Linked DNA regions of Homo sapiens: all the other regions are linked to region 1. A link is a loop called in an ENCODE intact Hi-C map of the cell type or tissue named here. Cell type or tissue: heart right ventricle. All regions are shown on one strand. Each heading gives the region's core, and the rest is flanking DNA. Links, peaks and the distances in the headings are about the cores only. Region 1 overlaps LOC105370913 (a long non-coding RNA gene). Region 2 holds the start of CHRNA3 (cholinergic receptor nicotinic alpha 3 subunit). Region 3 holds the start of CHRNB4 (cholinergic receptor nicotinic beta 4 subunit).

The links. A loop is a pair of places that touch in the nucleus more often than their neighbours do. Peaks named below come from ENCODE experiments on the same cell type or tissue, not always from the same donor. Only the 100,000 strongest peaks of a DNase experiment are listed, where the experiment ranks them.
Region 2: a loop joins it to region 1, with 14 times the contacts of the local background. A loop is called at or near these places in 97 of 110 quality-filtered maps.
Region 3: a loop joins it to region 1, with 6 times the contacts of the local background. A loop is called at or near these places in 80 of 110 quality-filtered maps.

What each region holds. Positions count from the first base shown.
Region 1 is chr15:78,706,959-78,712,590 of GRCh38, reverse strand. LOC105370913 (a long non-coding RNA gene) reads left to right here. Exons shown (of 3, transcript XR_932509.2): 2 at 4,486-4,603. Among named protein-coding and RNA genes, the nearest start is that of CHRNB4, 69 kb to the right of the region's middle. In heart right ventricle, for the core only: CTCF peaks have their summits at 2,808 and 3,016 (motif pointing right); a DNase peak (open chromatin) is centred at 3,030; H3K27me3 peaks cover 1,417 bases.
Region 2 is chr15:78,616,171-78,621,802 of GRCh38, reverse strand. CHRNA3 (cholinergic receptor nicotinic alpha 3 subunit) reads left to right here and starts at 807. Exons shown (of 6, transcript NM_000743.5): 1 at 807-1,090; 2 at 2,888-3,027; 3 at 3,142-3,186; 4 at 4,670-4,779. The coding sequence starts at 1,009. In heart right ventricle, for the core only: CTCF peaks have their summits at 1,663, 3,019 and 3,225 (motif pointing left); a DNase peak (open chromatin) is centred at 3,212; H3K4me3 peaks cover 1,337 bases; H3K27me3 peaks cover 2,475 bases.
Region 3 is chr15:78,636,382-78,641,381 of GRCh38, reverse strand. It overlaps CHRNB4 (cholinergic receptor nicotinic beta 4 subunit), which reads left to right and starts at 172. Exons shown (of 6, transcript NM_000750.5): 1 at 172-303. The coding sequence starts at 249. RefSeq lists a silencer at 194-253 and an enhancer at 3,192-3,693. In heart right ventricle, for the core only: a CTCF peak has its summit at 2,463 (motif pointing left); a DNase peak (open chromatin) is centred at 2,473; H3K4me3 peaks cover 729 bases; H3K27me3 peaks cover 2,540 bases.

The DNA of each region.
Region 1 (5,632 bases), core at 326-5,325:
TAGGCTGGAGTGCAGTGGCATGATCTTGGCTCACTGCAACTTCCGCCTCCCAGGTTCAAGCAATTCTCCTGCCTCAGCCTCCGGAGTAGCTGGGACTACAGGCGAACACCACCAGGCCTAGCTAATTTTTTTTTTGTACTTTTAGTAGAGGTGGGGTTTCACCATGTTAGCCAGGATGGTTTCGATCTCCTGACCTCGTGATCCACCCAAAGTGCTGGGATTACAGGCGTAATCCACTGGGTGAGCCACCGCACCCAGCCCCATTTTGTTCTTAACTCTGTGTATCTAGCGCTTTGATTGAAATTAAATATAATGTTATAAGTTCTGGAGATCTGTTGTACAGAATGACTATAGTTAATAATAATATATACTTGAAAATTGCTAAAAGAAGATTTTTTGCTTTTATTATTATTAATTGACACAATAATTGTACGTATTTGTGGGGTACAGTATAATATTTTTATACATGTATACAATATGTAATAATTAAATCAGGGCGATTAGCATCTCCACCACCTCAAACATTTATCCTTTCTTTGTTCTGGGAGTATTCAAAATGCACTCTTCTAGCTATTCGAAAATATATAATAAATTGTCATCAATTATCATCACCCTATAGTGCAAAAAAACACTAGAACTATTCCTCCTATCTAGCTGGGGTTTTTTGTTTGTTTGTTTGTTTGTCTTTTGCTTTTTCAGACAGGGTCTCACTCTGCCCCCTAGGCTGGAGTGAAGTGGTGCAATCACAGCTCACTGCAGCCTTGACCTCTTGGGCCCAAGTGATCCTCCCACCTCAGCTTCCAGAGTAGCTGGGACCGCAGGCATGCACCAACATGCCTGGCTAATTTCTAAATTTTTTATAGTGATGGGATCCCCCTATGTTGCCCAGGCTGGTCTCAAATTCCTGGTTTCAAGTGATCCTCCCACCTCAGCCTCCTAAAGGGGTAGGATTATAGGCGTTAGCCACCAGCCATGTACTCTTGTATCTCTTAACCTGTTAGCCAACCTTTGGCTACCCCCTCTCCCTTACCCTTCCTCACCTCTAGTAAACACTACTCTAAGCAAATAGATCTTAAATATTCTTACCACAAAAATAATAATAAAAGTATGTGAGGTGATGAAAATGTTAACTTGATTTAATCATTTCATAATGTATGCACATATCAAAACATCACATTGAACACTGTAAACATACACAATTTTTATTTATCAATTATACTTTAATAAAGATGGAGGAAGAATTGAATATAATGTTAAAACAAAAAACAATTGCAGGCCAGGTGCGGTGGCTCACGCCTGTAATCCCAACACTTTGGGAGGCCGAGGCAGGTGGATCACCTGAGGTTGGGAGTTGGAGATGAGCCTGGCCAATGTAGTGAAACCACATCTCTACTAAAAATACAAAAATTAGCTAGGTGTGGTGGCACACACCTGTAATCCCAGCTACTTGGGAGGCTGAGGCAGGAGAATCACTTGAACCCAGGAGGCAGAGGTTGCAGTGAGCTGAGATCGTGCCACTGCACTTCAGCCTGAGCAACAGAGTGAGACTCCGTTTCAAAACAAAACAAAACAAAACAACAACAACAAAACAATTGCAAAACCTAAAGAAAATCATTAATCTAGTCCAGACCAGCCTTTTACAGATGAGGTCACTGAAGTGCAGAGTGGTGAACTGACTTGTCTGATGTTACACAGCAAGTCATGGCACAGCTTGACCTGAAACCCAAAGCCAAGTTGTTTTCTATTACCTCCAGGTCCTTCAGTCCAGCCCTCCTGGGGCTCTGCCTTGGGAACTGGTATTGGTGACAAACGGATTAGAGAGGAACATGCATGGAGCTCTCCATTTAGACTGACATATTCGCATTGTGCCTGGGCACCGGCAAGAAACAGTGCAAGCTCCAAGAGTGCTCGCCCCAACCCTTTTCCCCCTCCCCATCCTCTCTCATAACCAACTTCAGCTAAAAGGTCTGAGAAGAAAAGGGAATCTTAGATGACTCTCACTAGGGTGTAAATGACTCCCACCATGATTTTTGTTTTATTGAGACATAACCCCAAAAGCAGTTTGATGGATAGTGTGCCAGGCAGTAGGATGAAGACAGATGGGGAAACTGCCTGGGGTCATGGAGAAGGTGGAGGCACTGAGGCCCTGAGTGATTTTATAAGCACTTTAAGAAAGGTCCAGCACCATGATTTCTTACCTTCACTACCCAGGACCAATAAGGTCCCACGTCCTGACAGATTTTGTTTATCAGACAAATTGCACTCAGTCATGCTTCATTTTCCTCCAAGAGTTCCCAGGTTACATAGAATTGAGATAATCTCCCCACCTTGCCATCACCCCCACAAAGACACTCCATGTTTCTGTTTACAATACAGTCTTATATGGATTGATATTAGATTTTCAGGTGCTCTTTGCATTTTGCAACTATTGCTCAAGCTGGAGACCCAAAACGAGCACTAGCTTTACAGTCAAAGACCCCTGGGTTCCAGTTTCAGCTGAGAGACTGTAAGCACATCGCTAGCCCACTCTGATCCTGTCTCCTAGTTGTATAATCACCTCTTTCCCATCAATTGCGAGGCTGGAGAGAAAAGTGTCCACTCTGTGCCCAGTACACAGTAGGAGCTTAGTAAGCTTAAGCTCTCTTGCTTCCTCACTATCCTAAAGTGGTAGCGGAAAGACAGATGTGGGGAATGGCACCTGGGAGGCTCCAGCTGTATGCTTCACAATCCTACCAACGAAAAATCTGAATTAGGCTTCAGTTTCCCGTCTACAAAATGAGACAGGACAGGAGTGGGTAGGAAGAGGAGGAGCTTGGCCTTGTTGGTTTAAGCTGGGCTCGTCTGATTCTGTAACGCGGGCTTCATTGCAGGGTCCAGCCCACTCCCCAGCCAGGGCTTCGTGTGCTCTGAATGTCTTTTGGCCAAGTCCAAGGCTATCCAGGGTCGGGGTCGGGAGGCTGGGTGGAGGGTAGTAGGGTGGAGAGAAGCAGTTCCCGCATATAACCTGCAGGTGGCACCAGAGCAGCGCGGGAGCCGAGGGTTCCGCTCCAGCCTTCCTGGAGACCCGAGCAGGGCGGGGTAGGGCAAGGCAGAGGTTGTGCACACCGCTCATCTGGGCAGTGGCACAGGGCTGCGGATCAGTCCACACTGTTTGAAATAGACACATGGGTCGTCTGGCTCATTTCCTCTCTTTGGTAGGGTGATCATATGCTTTATCATCCAAATTCTTCGGAGAGTGAAAGGGACACTATTATAATTGCACCGGCACAACAGACATAACCTTAGCTGTACCTTGCAAACCAGAACATATTGCAACCCTACCCTCCGGTCACTTTTTCTTCCTTGTTTCCATTCTTTCTTTTAATTTATTTTCTTTTTAAACACACAGCATTCTCTTTCCCCCAAGCACCACTGTCTTTGAAAATGCCCTTGCAATTGGGATATTTTCAACAGGGCAACATCTGCTTTCGCATCTTGAGTCTGAACAGTGTCTCTGAACCCACCCCAAAGGCTGGTTTTAGCTTCCAGTCAGAAGACTCTGTTCTCTGGCTTACCATCCCCATGACTCAAGAATTAAAGATGTCAGACGTGGAACAGTGACCCTTATCTCAACTTTGGTGCCTCTTTGCTAAATTTATTCCTGTAATTTTGTTCTGAGTGCTCATGTCCTTTATCTCATTGAATTTACATATATTAGTTTATCAAATTACAAGCAGACAAGCCCCATTAAGCAGGATTCTTATATTTCCAAGATCACCCCATTACTCCATTCAACCCCAAATTAGCATGCCATTTATCTCCTTGTTTCTGAACCGTCTTCACTTAATAGTCTCGTAAACATCCATCCATTGCAAAAAGGACTCAAACTGTTCTCACTTCCATTTTTAGTTGATTCATTGATATCCAAGTAATTGATTTGTCTGGAGGAGTCATTAGTAGAGAACTGTGCCCTTAAATTTAGTTTTATAGTGGAATTCTGCTAATTAATATCTCTCTGTGTCATTCTCACATTGCAGCAAATGACCATGGGTTTCTATCTTAACCTAAAATCTAGGTTAGAAATTTGATCTTATCTGAGTAAGATATTAATAGATAATGTGAGGCTTTTTTAAATTTACTGAACATTTTCTCAGCTAAGAATGACACTCATGGTCACAAATATCTATGTAAGCAAGCAGAAAATTGGGCTGTAAATATATAAACACTTAAAATATCATGTTTAGAGACAAGATTTTCCTTTTTTTTTCTTTTTAGTAAAGTATATTTGCTATGGTTGGAATGTTTGTGTCTCCTCCAAAATTCATGTTGGAACTTAAACCCCCATGTGATAGTATTAAGGGGTGGTGTCTTTAGGAGATGACTAAATCGTGAGGGAGGAGCCCCCTCATGAATGGGATTAGCGACCTTATGAAAGGGCTTGAGGGAGCGACCTAGCTCAGTTTTCTTCTTTTGCTTTTCTGTTCTTTCCACCATGCTGGGACACAGCGTTTCTCACCTCTGGAGGACTCAGCATTCAAGGTGCCATCTTGGAAGCAGAGAGCAGCCCTCACTAGACTACAAACCTGCTGGCGCTTTGATCTTGGACTTCCCACCCACCAGAACTGTGAGAAATACATTTTTGTTCTTTACACATTACCCAGTCTCAGATATTTTGTTACAGCAGCACACATGGACTAAGACAGTATCTTACATACAGCGAGGTGCATATACCTTAAGCTACAACTCCTTACTATTTACATATGTGCACACTCATGTGACCGCCACTCAGCTCAAGATACAGAATGTTCCCATCAGCACAGAGGGCTCCCTCTTGCGCCTTCTTAGTTGCTGTCCCTGCAAAGTTAACCAGGATCCTGACCTCTGTCACCATGGATTAGTTTCACCTGTTCTTGAACTTCATATAAATGGGATCATTCAGTATGTGCAGGTTTGTGGCTGGCTTCTTTCACTCAACATAATCCTGTGAGATTTAGCCATGTTTTGGGTACTGGTAGTTGTTTATTTTTCTGGTTGTGTAGTTTTCCATATTTCATTTATTACCCTTCTGTTTTTATGTCTAACTCAGTGTTTTGTGGGGTATATTGGTCCTTTTTAGCTAGATTGATATTAAACATCTTATCAATGAAGCTTAGGAGATTTTTAGAAGACAAAAGCCTAATAAACTCAAGCCCCCCAAACTTAAGCCAAGTTTCCTTCTCACCCCTGCTTGAGTTGTTCTTCTTCATGTGGTATTCTTTTCCTCACAAAGCTGAGGGAAAATCAAGGAACACAAGAGCTCTTCATCATGTTATCAGCTTAGGGATGCTTGTCATCTGAATAACAGGGTAGATATTTATAATCCAAAATGTTAAAATAACTAGAGCAAACACTTACATAGCACTGACTGCTGTTCACAGTGCTTTACATATATTATTTTCCTCAAAACAACTCTGTGAAATAGACACTATTATTGTCATCCCCACATTTTAGATGGGGAAATGGAGGCACAGAGAGACCATGTAACTCTCCCAAGGTGGTAGGGCCAGGACTTGAACCTGGGTTTTCTGGTTTTAGAGCCTGCACCCTTCACCACCACACCATATTGTGTAGCATGATACTTCCTGTGGTTAAAGTGTTTTCTTATATTAGCTTG
Region 2 (5,632 bases), core at 633-5,632, 91 kb after region 1:
AAACGTATTCCAAAGTTAAGAGAACAGTATAACAAACCTCCAGGTACCATCATCCTGCCTCGACAATTATCAACTCATAGCCAATATTGTTTCAACTAACTTCCACCCACCCCTAAGCTATAAGGACTTAAAAAAAAAATACCAGTACTATATCTAAGTTTTTTTGTTTTGTTTTGTTTTGTTTTGAGATGAAGTCTCACTCTGTCACCCAGGCTGGAGTGCAGTGGCGCAATCTCGGCTCACTGCAGGCTCTGCCTCCCGGGTTCACGCCATTCTCCTGCCTCAGCCTCCCGAGTAGCTGGGACTACAGGTGCCTGCCACCACGCCGGGCTAATTTGTAGAGTATTTTTAGTAGAGACGAGGTTTCACCATGTTAGCCAGGATGGTCTCTGACCTCGTGATCCGCCCGCCTTGGCCTCCCAAAGTGCTGGCTGGGATTACAGGCGTGAGCCACTGCTCCCGGCTAAAATATTTAACAATTATTTAATAGCATGAGATACACAAGGCGTCCTTCCCAGGGTGTGTTAGCGTCTCTCCTACGGCGCCCGCCTAGCCCGGTGGTCCCAACCCCCTGCGGGAGCTGCACACGCCCCGGAAACCTGGGACAGAAACTGAGTCCCTCTCCTTCCTGGTGGTGGTGACAGCACCTGCTCAGATCTGGTCGGACGCCGCCGGCCGGAGCACCCAGCCCGGCGGAGAAGGAGCTCGCCCGGCGCTGGGGACTGGGACCTGGAGCCCCTTCCCCTACCGCACGTACGCCCCGCCCCGCGCACGCCCGCCCGCCCGCCCGCGCCTGGCGCAGCTTCACTCCGGATGGTTCCTGTCCTCCCGCGGGTCCGAGGGCGCTGGAAACCCAGCGGCGGCGAAGCGGAGAGGAGCCCCGCGCGTCTCCGCCCGCACGGCTCCAGGTCTGGGGTCTGCGCTGGAGCCGCGCGGGGAGAGGCCGTCTCTGCGACCGCCGCGCCCGCTCCCGACCGTCCGGGTCCGCGGCCAGCCCGGCCACCAGCCATGGGCTCTGGCCCGCTCTCGCTGCCCCTGGCGCTGTCGCCGCCGCGGCTGCTGCTGCTGCTGCTGCTGTCTCTGCTGCCAGGTACGCGCACAGGCGTTAGGGCTCCGGAGGGACGGGCGCCCGAGAAGGGGCGCGGGGTCCGGAGGGGCTGCCGGCGAGAACACCGCGCGGGCGAGCGGAGAGGGCTGGCGCCGTCGCCGGGGACTCGGAACCCGCGCAGACTGGCTCCAGCCCGGCGGCGACTTGGGTGGGGTGGCTTTTTCCCTTTCGGCTCACCTCCCACCCCTAGCCACCACCAAACCTGGGAGTCACTGAGCGGGCGCTGGTACGCGCCGGGTGATGGGGAGGTCGAGACCGGGTCCTTCGTCTTGGGCGCAGGAGTTGGGGATTCGCGTCCCCGCGCTGCCCGTCGCCCTGCCCCGCGCACTGGCTCCCAAACTGGCGCGCCCAAGCCTCCCGCTCCACCGTCTGCATCCCGCCCACCTCCTCATTTGACGGAGATGGCTGAAGACTTGGCCAAGGCCACCTCGGGAAGAGGGGAGTCGCTTCGGGACTGGGGCTGGAGCTGGAGCGCCAGCCTCTCCTCCGGTTGTAGCCTCCTAGCGCTCCTGGCTGCGTCGCTGAGGGACCCTCCACCGGGAGAGCGCCTCCTGTCTTCCTCCCGCTCTCCAGAGGAGCCTGCTGGGGGAAGCCGGCCCTGGCCCGCCGCTGGGAGGCTCTTGGGTGCCTGGGAGGGCTGGTGGGTAGCGAGAGTCGGGGACCGGGCAAGGCTGCAGGGAATTCCTGGAGGGCCCAGGCCGGCGGTCTGTCGTGCGGCTGTGAGCTCAGAGCGCTTTCCGCCCTCGGTGCCGAGGCCTGCACTACTCAGAACGCCATACGCTCTCAACCGACCTCCTGCCTGGGACCCTTCTTTCATCCTGGGGAAGGAGAGTGGGGAGCAGGAAAAATCCTATTTCAAGACCTGAGGAAGTTGGATTCAACTTCCTAGAGGATTCTCCTCCCGCTTCCCCAAGCTGCCCCCAGATCTGTACGTGGGAATCAGAAGACAGCTGACCCGGTATGCCTCACTTGTGCTGGGGTGTGGCTTAGGAACAAAGAGGGGTGCCCAAGGGTTGCAGAGGTCAGAGTCTTTCATCAGGATATGAAGACAGCATCAGCAAGAGCTGGGGGTCACACGAGATCACGGGAGTCACACAGTGCCTTGGCTTCTAAGAGGGCTGGTGGCCACCCCTACAGGGTGGAATGCAGGAGAGGCCCAGACCTGGGCTGTGTTCTCCCGGAGGCTGGGAGGTAGAAGACCTGGGCCTGGGCGACCGTGGTTGGCCCTGCCCCTGGGAGCGGACTGGCCATCTTTCCATCGTGGAAGCAGTGAGTGGCTGTACCCAGGCAGACAGCATTTGCCCCACACCCCCACCCGGCAGAAACAACCCAGGAAAAGATTGCGAATAGTTCTTGACCTCTTACCGCAGCACCAAGCTGTGCACTTCCTTCACAACAACCCTTTGAGGTGGATACGTTTATAATCCTTATTTTGACTGGTAAAGACACAGGTTCAGAGAGGTTAAGCCACTTGCCTAAGCTCACACAGCTTACAAGTGATTTGTCAGGATTTGCACCAGATCTGTCCAACTCCAGAGCCCAGGCTTGCAACCACTGTGCTTCTCACTGAATGCGTGTGGCCAGGTAGAATCCTGCCCCTCTTGGGCCTCAGTTTCCCATTTTGTAACCCACTGGGTTAGACTGGCCTGAAAGTCTAGGGTTCCACAGAATCCCCCCACAGGTGGAGGGGATGCTGTAGATGGGTGATGTTTCTGCTGGGCTGGGTGGGGGAGGTTAAGTAACGATTTCCCCAGGGACTGACAGGGCTGCTTCCCACAGTGGCCAGGGCCTCAGAGGCTGAGCACCGTCTATTTGAGCGGCTGTTTGAAGATTACAATGAGATCATCCGGCCTGTAGCCAACGTGTCTGACCCAGTCATCATCCATTTCGAGGTGTCCATGTCTCAGCTGGTGAAGGTGGTGAGTGCTGGAAGCCACGAGCCGTGGCCATGGGGACCGGGGCTTCTGGAGGAGCCTTTCCCAGAATTAGTCTTGTTTTGTAATTCTCCTGTCAACTTTAATTCCTCTTTCTAGGATGAAGTAAACCAGATCATGGAGACCAACCTGTGGCTCAAGCAAGTAAGTGACCAGACCCTAGGCACTGCTGCCCCCTGGTGGTGACTGTTTTATTTGCTTTAGGTGAACCAAGAAAGGCCTAAAGACCAGGCTTCATTTACTTCTGTGGAACCCAGATTGGGGTCCACTGACTGGCAGATATATCTCTTCTAAGGCTTGAGGTCACATGCACTGCCCTACAGTCCCCCTGGAAGGACTGTAGGGCCCAACCCCTCAAGTCCCAGATGGACAGGTTGCAGCCTGGAGAAAGACATTCTCCATGTTCACACAACAGAAGAGTACGAACCTGAGATTGAAGCCCTGCCCCCAAACCCTGGGGTGGTGCCTGAGACACCTCCTTCTCTCCCTCTTGCTAAAAACTCAGTTTTTTTTCCAGACGGGATCTCGCTCTGTCACCCAGGCCGGAGTGCTGTGGCGTGATCTCGGCTCACTGCAATCTCCACCAGCAGGGTTCAAGCAGTTCTCCTGCCTCAGCCTCCCAAGTAGCTGGGACCACAGCTGTGCACCACCACGTCTGGCTAATTTTTGGATTTGTTATAGAGACAGGGTTTCGCCATGTTGCCCAGGCTGGTCTCGAACGCCTGATCTCAAGCAAACCACACACCTCAGCCTCCCAAAGTGCTGGGGTTACAGGCAGAAGCCACTGTGCACAGCCCCTATACTCATTCTTAAGTCAGAATAAGATGCTGCTGTTGTTGGTAGCGTGGGAGTAGATTTTCCTGTTCAGATCGAGGCCAAGAAATTGCCTTCCACATGTCCTCCCCAGGGAGGCTTTGTCCAGACTTGCCAGGAGACATAATGGCCCATTGGCCTGCGGGTGACCCTTCTGCCAGCCTGGCCAGCTGAGCACTCAGCACACACAGCCTTCATCCCCAGGAGGTTGGAAAGCCAGATGGGCACAGTGCCCCACCCAGTACTTGATGCACACGTTCCCTCTGTGGCCGCAGCCTCACCCCTCTCTCCTCTGGTGCTCAGGACTCAGACCTCCCAGCCTCTGGACCCAGACACTTCCTGGGCCCTGCAGGGGTCATGGATTCTTCCCCCGGAATCTTTCAGAGTCCAGTCTTGCTTAACCTTGGGGTGAAAGAGTGTCTATGTTGGAAAACACCCCTGGAGAGCCATTCAGGGGCTGTAAACAGGCACATGGACCTGGACATGATGCATGAAGTCCAGGAGTCTCCACCTGGCACTAGAAGTGACCAGAGAAAGCACGAGTAGGCCCTGTTTGGTTGATGAGGGGCTGGGCTTGCTCATGGTTATGGGGGCAGTGGCTTCCCTAGTGCCAGGAGGTGGCCCGCAGAGCCAGCCGTGTGCTCTCTCCTGCACTACACCCACAGGAGAAGTTGGACTATGTGATCATGGCATGGATGTGGTTCGGTCACATGCAGCAGGGGTGGGGAGTCACCAAGATGGGTGGTGCCACGGGAAGTAAAACCAGGCTGATTCTTTTACCGTCTCCTTCTCCCTCCCTGCTTCCTTCCCCGAGATCTGGAATGACTACAAGCTGAAATGGAACCCCTCTGACTATGGTGGGGCAGAGTTCATGCGTGTCCCTGCACAGAAGATCTGGAAGCCAGACATTGTGCTGTATAACAAGTAAGGTGCTGGGGGGCCCACGCCCTCTCAGGGCTGTCAGCCTGGGCTCTGGGTTTTTGGCCCACTGTGCTTAAAACCTGGCCTTCCTTGGCCTTTTCCAAGAAGGCTGCATTCATTTGTTCAGTCCATAGGTATGTAATCAGCAACTACTACATACCAGGTACCAGAGATGTTGGAGAGCCACAGAGAGCAGCAGTGTGCTGAGTGGCTTCAAAGCAGGCATGGGTGGGTGGAAGATGGCATTGGGAAAGTTTCAAGGAAGAATTGGCATTTGAAGTGAATCCTGAAGATTGTGTAGGATCTCAGGACAGGGAGATGGAGCAGAGGAGGGCCCGGGGAGGCAGGAGAGTATGTCATGGGCAGCCAAGGTGACCTCATTGGCTGGACTGTGGGACATAAGGCTGGAAAGATCCATGGGCCAAGGACCAACCCCAGTGTGTGGAGGGGGAAGGCTCAGATGCCCGGGGCACCTGGAATGTAGCATCTGTTAGCAGCTCTGTGCAAACAGACAGGAATGGAGTAAACGGTCCCTCCTCACCTTGTCTTTGAAAGAGAATGAGGGTGTTGGAGAAGATCATAGCTGGGTGGGCCTAAGCTGTGTAGTCCCAGGGTTCCCAGCCTGCTGACTGGCATGGTTACCAAGGAGCTTTTTTTTTGGGGGGGTGGGGGGGGGAAGACTGAGTCTTACTGTCACCCAGGCTGGAGTGCAGTGGTGGGATCTCGGCTCACAGCAACCTCCACCTCCTGGGTTCAAGAAATCCTCCTGCCTCAGCCTCCCAAGTAGCTGGGATTACAGGCACGTGCTGCCACACCTGGCTAATTTTGTATTTTTCAGTAGAGATGGGGTTTTGCC
Region 3 (5,000 bases), core at 1-5,000, 71 kb after region 1:
CGAAGAGATAGGGAAGCCAGGCGGCAGGTGGGGTCCAGACCACCCAGGGGGCGTCGGGGCGGAGCAGCGGGCCCAGTACATCCCTGAGTGGGCGGGGCTCGGCGGGGCTCTCCGCGGGGTCCTAGTGAGCGCCGCCCCGCCAGCAAACCTCGGGGGCCAGGACCGGCGCTCACTCGACCGCGCGGCTCACGGGTGCCCTGTGACCCCACAGCGGAGCTCGCGGCGGCTGCCACCCGGCCCCGCCGGCCATGAGGCGCGCGCCTTCCCTGGTCCTTTTCTTCCTGGTCGCCCTTTGCGGGCGCGGTGAGTTCTTTTCGGGGAAGGAGGGAGGGGCGCCTGGGTTGGGCTGAAAGGGGCTGGACTGGCCACAGGTGGGAGGGAAGGGAGGGTGCCCTGCGCCCGGGGGAGTGGCCCGAGATTGTCCCGGCCAGATGGGGGCGTGGGCAGGGCTGAGCCCACTCGCTGAGGCAGCGGGGGCGGGCCTGCGTGGGTGGGTCTGCCAGGTTTGGAGTGGGGGCCGCCTCTTCTCGGAGCCGCTGCCAGGGCCAGGGCCACCCTCCAGGGCGAGTGTCTGTGGGCTGGGCAGTGGGCTGGATGACACCGGCTTTGCAGGCACCGCGGGTCATCCCCAGCAGTCTGGGAGGCTGGGAGTATACCGACTCCCGCTCCCAACAGGGCCGAGGCTCCTTCCTTGCCTAAGAGGTGACTTTCTTGAAGCGTGGGTGCAGAGGAGCCGGCCACCTGGGCGGTGTAGGCGCTTGGGAGCGAATCTGCTGCTCAGCCTTAGAGAGAAGTCCCCTCCCACACAGCGGTGGTAGAGATGGGGACACTGGGCCGAGAAGGAAGGGGGCTTGCCCAAATCAGCAGCCCTGGAATGTTTTGTGCTTTGGGGGTGGATCTCCCAGCAAACACATTTTATGGCACCGCTGCCTCTGGTCACCCACCCGAGGTGTGCCGGGCCTGGACAGCCAGCTTGACTGAGGGCCAGGCTGGTGAAGTTGGGCCTGCCACTCAGGAAGGAGACCCAGCCCTTCTCCAGGTAGAATGCAAATGTGAGGACTGCCTTCTCAGGGCCTCAGTTTCCCCACCTGAATTCCAAGGGCCCTTCTAGCTCCTACAGTCACCCAGGCTTTTCCTCCAAGCCCCAGTCAGCCTAGAGGACCAGGGCTACCTCTTCCTTGGATAGAGACCCACCATAGGGGAGGCAGGAGGTAGGAGTCAGGGAATATATAAGGAGCTAATAATCTGAGAGGAAGCCATAGCTGGAATTCTAAACTGTGAGTGTGTGTCCAGTTTGGGAAAGCATATCCAATCTAAAAATTTACATTGAAAAAATGGAAAGATATACCCATCATTTTGGAATACAAACTACAGAAAGTAGTTTGTACTACTCCTATAAAGAGGTGGAGCTCTCATCAAAGATGGTGTCTGCAGGCAGTCTGTGTATCGTGGCTCTTCTACTAGCTGGGTGACCCTGTGCCATTTCTTTCACCATCCTGGACCTCAGGTTCCCCATCTGTTCTATGGAGAGAATGTGCCCTGCCTACATATTTGGAGACTTGGATGTGTGTGGGGGCCAGTGGCAGTGTTTCTTAGGTGTGGTCCTGGGGCAGCCTGTATCACCCTGTACAGATTTCTGGGTCCCACCCTAGGCTTACAGGATCAGAATCTCTGGGAATAAAGCCTAGGAATCCAGGTGATTAATACACATGATTGAAGAAGCACTAATAGTATGTAATAAGCTCTTTATAAAAGATAAATTCTCTACATAAAGAAAAATCATAGGCCAGGCGCGGTGGCTCACACTTGTAATCCCAGCACTTTGGGAGGCAGAGGCGGGCGGATCACGAGGTCAGGAGATCGAGACCATCCTGGCTGATGTGGTGAAACCCCGTCTCTACTAAAAATACAAAAAATTAACCGGGCGTGGTAGCAGGCGCCTGTAGTCCCAGCTACTCGGGAGGCTGAGGTAGGAGAATGGCATGAACCCGGGAGGTGGAGGTTGCAGCAGTGAGCTGAGATCATGCCACTGCACTCCAGCCTGGGCGACAGATCAAGACTCCGTCTCAGAAAAAAGAAAATCATAGCTGCCTTTTAATATAAATATCATGTTCCCTTCCTCAGTTAAGGACATACACCCCAGTTGAAAAATCACTCTGCCTTTCCAGATGCAGAATCTAATCTTTCCAATAAGATTCTGTTAACTGTTACTTTCTGTAGTTTGTATTCCAAAACAATAGGTATATCTTTCCATTTTTTCAATACAAATTTTTAGATTGGATATACCTTTCCAAACTGGACACACACTCACACAGTTTAGAATTCCAGCTATGGCTTCCTCTCAGATTATTAGCCCCTTTCTGGCAGGGAACAATTCTTCCCAAGAAGGCCTGGAAGACAAAACCCTGGGCAGAGGCTGGTGGGGCCCACTCCTCATCAGAATCATTGAATCATGACTGACCCCTAGTGGCGGCTTCTCTGTTTAACTGTCAGCCCATGGGCTGGGATGTGACCCCTGACCGTGCTGCAGAAGCTTCCACCCATCCTGGGCCACCCCTGCCACCTGGGGGTGAAAGGCCTGTTCCTTGTCCTTTGAGCCCAGCAGGCCTCACAGACATTCAGTAGATTGGAAAGTCTAAGCATGTGCTGGGCTGGGCTGGGCTCCGTCGCCCCTTTTTGGGGGGCAAGTGGGGTGCATTCCAGTCCCCAGTATCCCTGCTGTTTATTCCCACCCTTCAGTGCACCACCCCCCCGGCCCCCCGGCCATACACTCACAAGTACAAACACAGGCGCAGTCATGGGCACACACTGCCCGGGACAGCACCATTTCCAGGCTCTGTGGGGCAGTCTCCTTACAGGGAAGCTAATGAGGCACTGAAGAAGGCTCAGGGGTCAGGGAAGACCTCTGTCGGAAAGAGGCTCCTATACCTGGTTCCTCCTCTGACTTGCTGGGGGCACTTGAGAAAGTTTCTTCCCTCTTTGGTCTCAGTTTCCCCAGCTGAGAAATAGGGGGTTGGGCTAAATGGTCTAAAGTTCTGGGAACCTCTAACTCAAGCCCACAGCTGGTGGTCAAGATGGGGGAGTCCCTCCGGGTCAGCTGAATGCCTGAGAGGCAGGACAGGCCCAAAGGTGAGCCACCCGGGCACATCAGGTGGGCTCGGAGCTGGAGCATGAGCCCCACAGCCTGCAGAGCAGCCCTGCGCTTGGGAGCCCTGTCAGACCAGCCTAGTGGGACTTCAGAGATGTGGGATCCAGCCTCCCCTAGTATTGCAGGGCTGGGGGATGGGAGCTGCAGATTCTGACCCCAGAGCTGCCTCAGACATGCCAGATGGGCTTGGGCAAGACACACCCCTCTCTATGAAATAAGTCAGTCCAAACAAACATGCTAAAGAAGGGCTGTGGGAGGGACCCAGCTCTAGCCTGGGGCTACAGACTGGCTTCCAGGGTACTCAAGCAGCTGGCCTCTGGGAAAGGGGTCCTGGATATAAGAAGCAGGGCTCAGAATCTAGGCCAAGCATCCATAGGACCCCCCTCTGGAGAGCCCAGGGCAGCCTGGGGGAGGGGCAGCAGGCAGCAGGTGCACTAGGAGCATCTTTCACAAGGCACTAAATATTGCATCTGTTCCAGATAGGCAGCGAGTTGGAAAGTGGATGAAGTCGGCAGGGTGGCGGCTGCTCCCCACAACCAGGAGTCCAGCCCAGCACCCACCCCTAAGTCCACCTCAGGCCTGCCTAATTGGGTTGGTCTGTGCTCTGGGCCTTCTGGCCCTACCCACAGAGGAAGGGGTTTGGTGCAACTAGGTGAACTGGCCCTTGCAGGAAGATGTAATCGACTCCTGAGCCTGGCGAGCCAGGCAGCCCCTCACCAGCATGCCCGCCCCCACCTCTCCGGCCCCTCTTATTCCCTGATCCTCCCACCTGCTTCCCTGCCCCGGCACTGTTTCTTCTGCTCATTCTCATCTCTTTTCCTCCTCCCAGGCTTGCCTCCTCAGATGTCCTTGAGTCTCCTCTGAGTCTCCCTTTTTCCAAGCTGCCCCCTCTATGCTTTACACATTCTCCCTGAAGACACTAGAGTACACAAGCCCAAGTCCCTGAACCTCACCTTTACTCCCAGACAGGTGAGGGAGATGACATAAAGACCCAAATGCCACTTGGCAAGGGATCGGGGGTATGCAGAGGGGCAGATTTGAGGCTATGGAAGGTCAGGGGGGCTCCCTGCATGAGGCGGTATTTAGGCTGGGTCTTGAATATGGCTCTGAGCTAAGACCTCTCCTCGAAGCTCCAGATGAGGAGCCAGCTGCCAGCTGGACCCCTCCATTTGGTGTCTCAGAGGGACCTTACACTCTGTAGGTCTAAGTCTGAACCCGGAAAATCCCCTCCATCTCAGCTCTGTTTCTTCTTAGGGAAAGCACCACCTCGTACCCATTTCTGCACCCAAACTCACATGTGAGTAATGGGGCTGCTCCCCTGCACTGTAAGTGCTCTGGTGTCAGGAACCGTTTCTGGTTTTTGCTTGCTGTTACCCTCGAAATGTAGTAAAGTCCCTGGCACAAGATAGACCCTCAGATAATTCATAACTGGTGGGCTGGGGGCAATCTTGGCAGAAGAAAGAGTCTGTTCAAAGAAGTGAGACAAGCTGGGTGTGGTGGTGCACACCTGTAGTCCCAGCTACTAAGGAGGCTGAGGTGGGAGGATCCTTTGAATCCAGGAGGAATCACTTGAAACCAGCCTGGGCAACATAGCAAGACCCTGTCTCTAAAAAAAAAAAAAGGAAAAAACAGGAAGTGAGACAGTGAAGGTCACAGGGGGAAAGGCAAACAGTAGGCTATGGCCAGAAGAGAGAGTATCTGAGTATCTGGGGTAGAGGTAGAGAGGTGGGAGAAAATCAGATTGAGAAAGATAAGCCAGTGTCAGTGGGGAAAGGGCCTTGAACGCCAAGCCAAAACATTTGATTTTTAAGTCCACCTACAGCTCTGAGAGTTGTGGGTAGGGAAGGGCCCT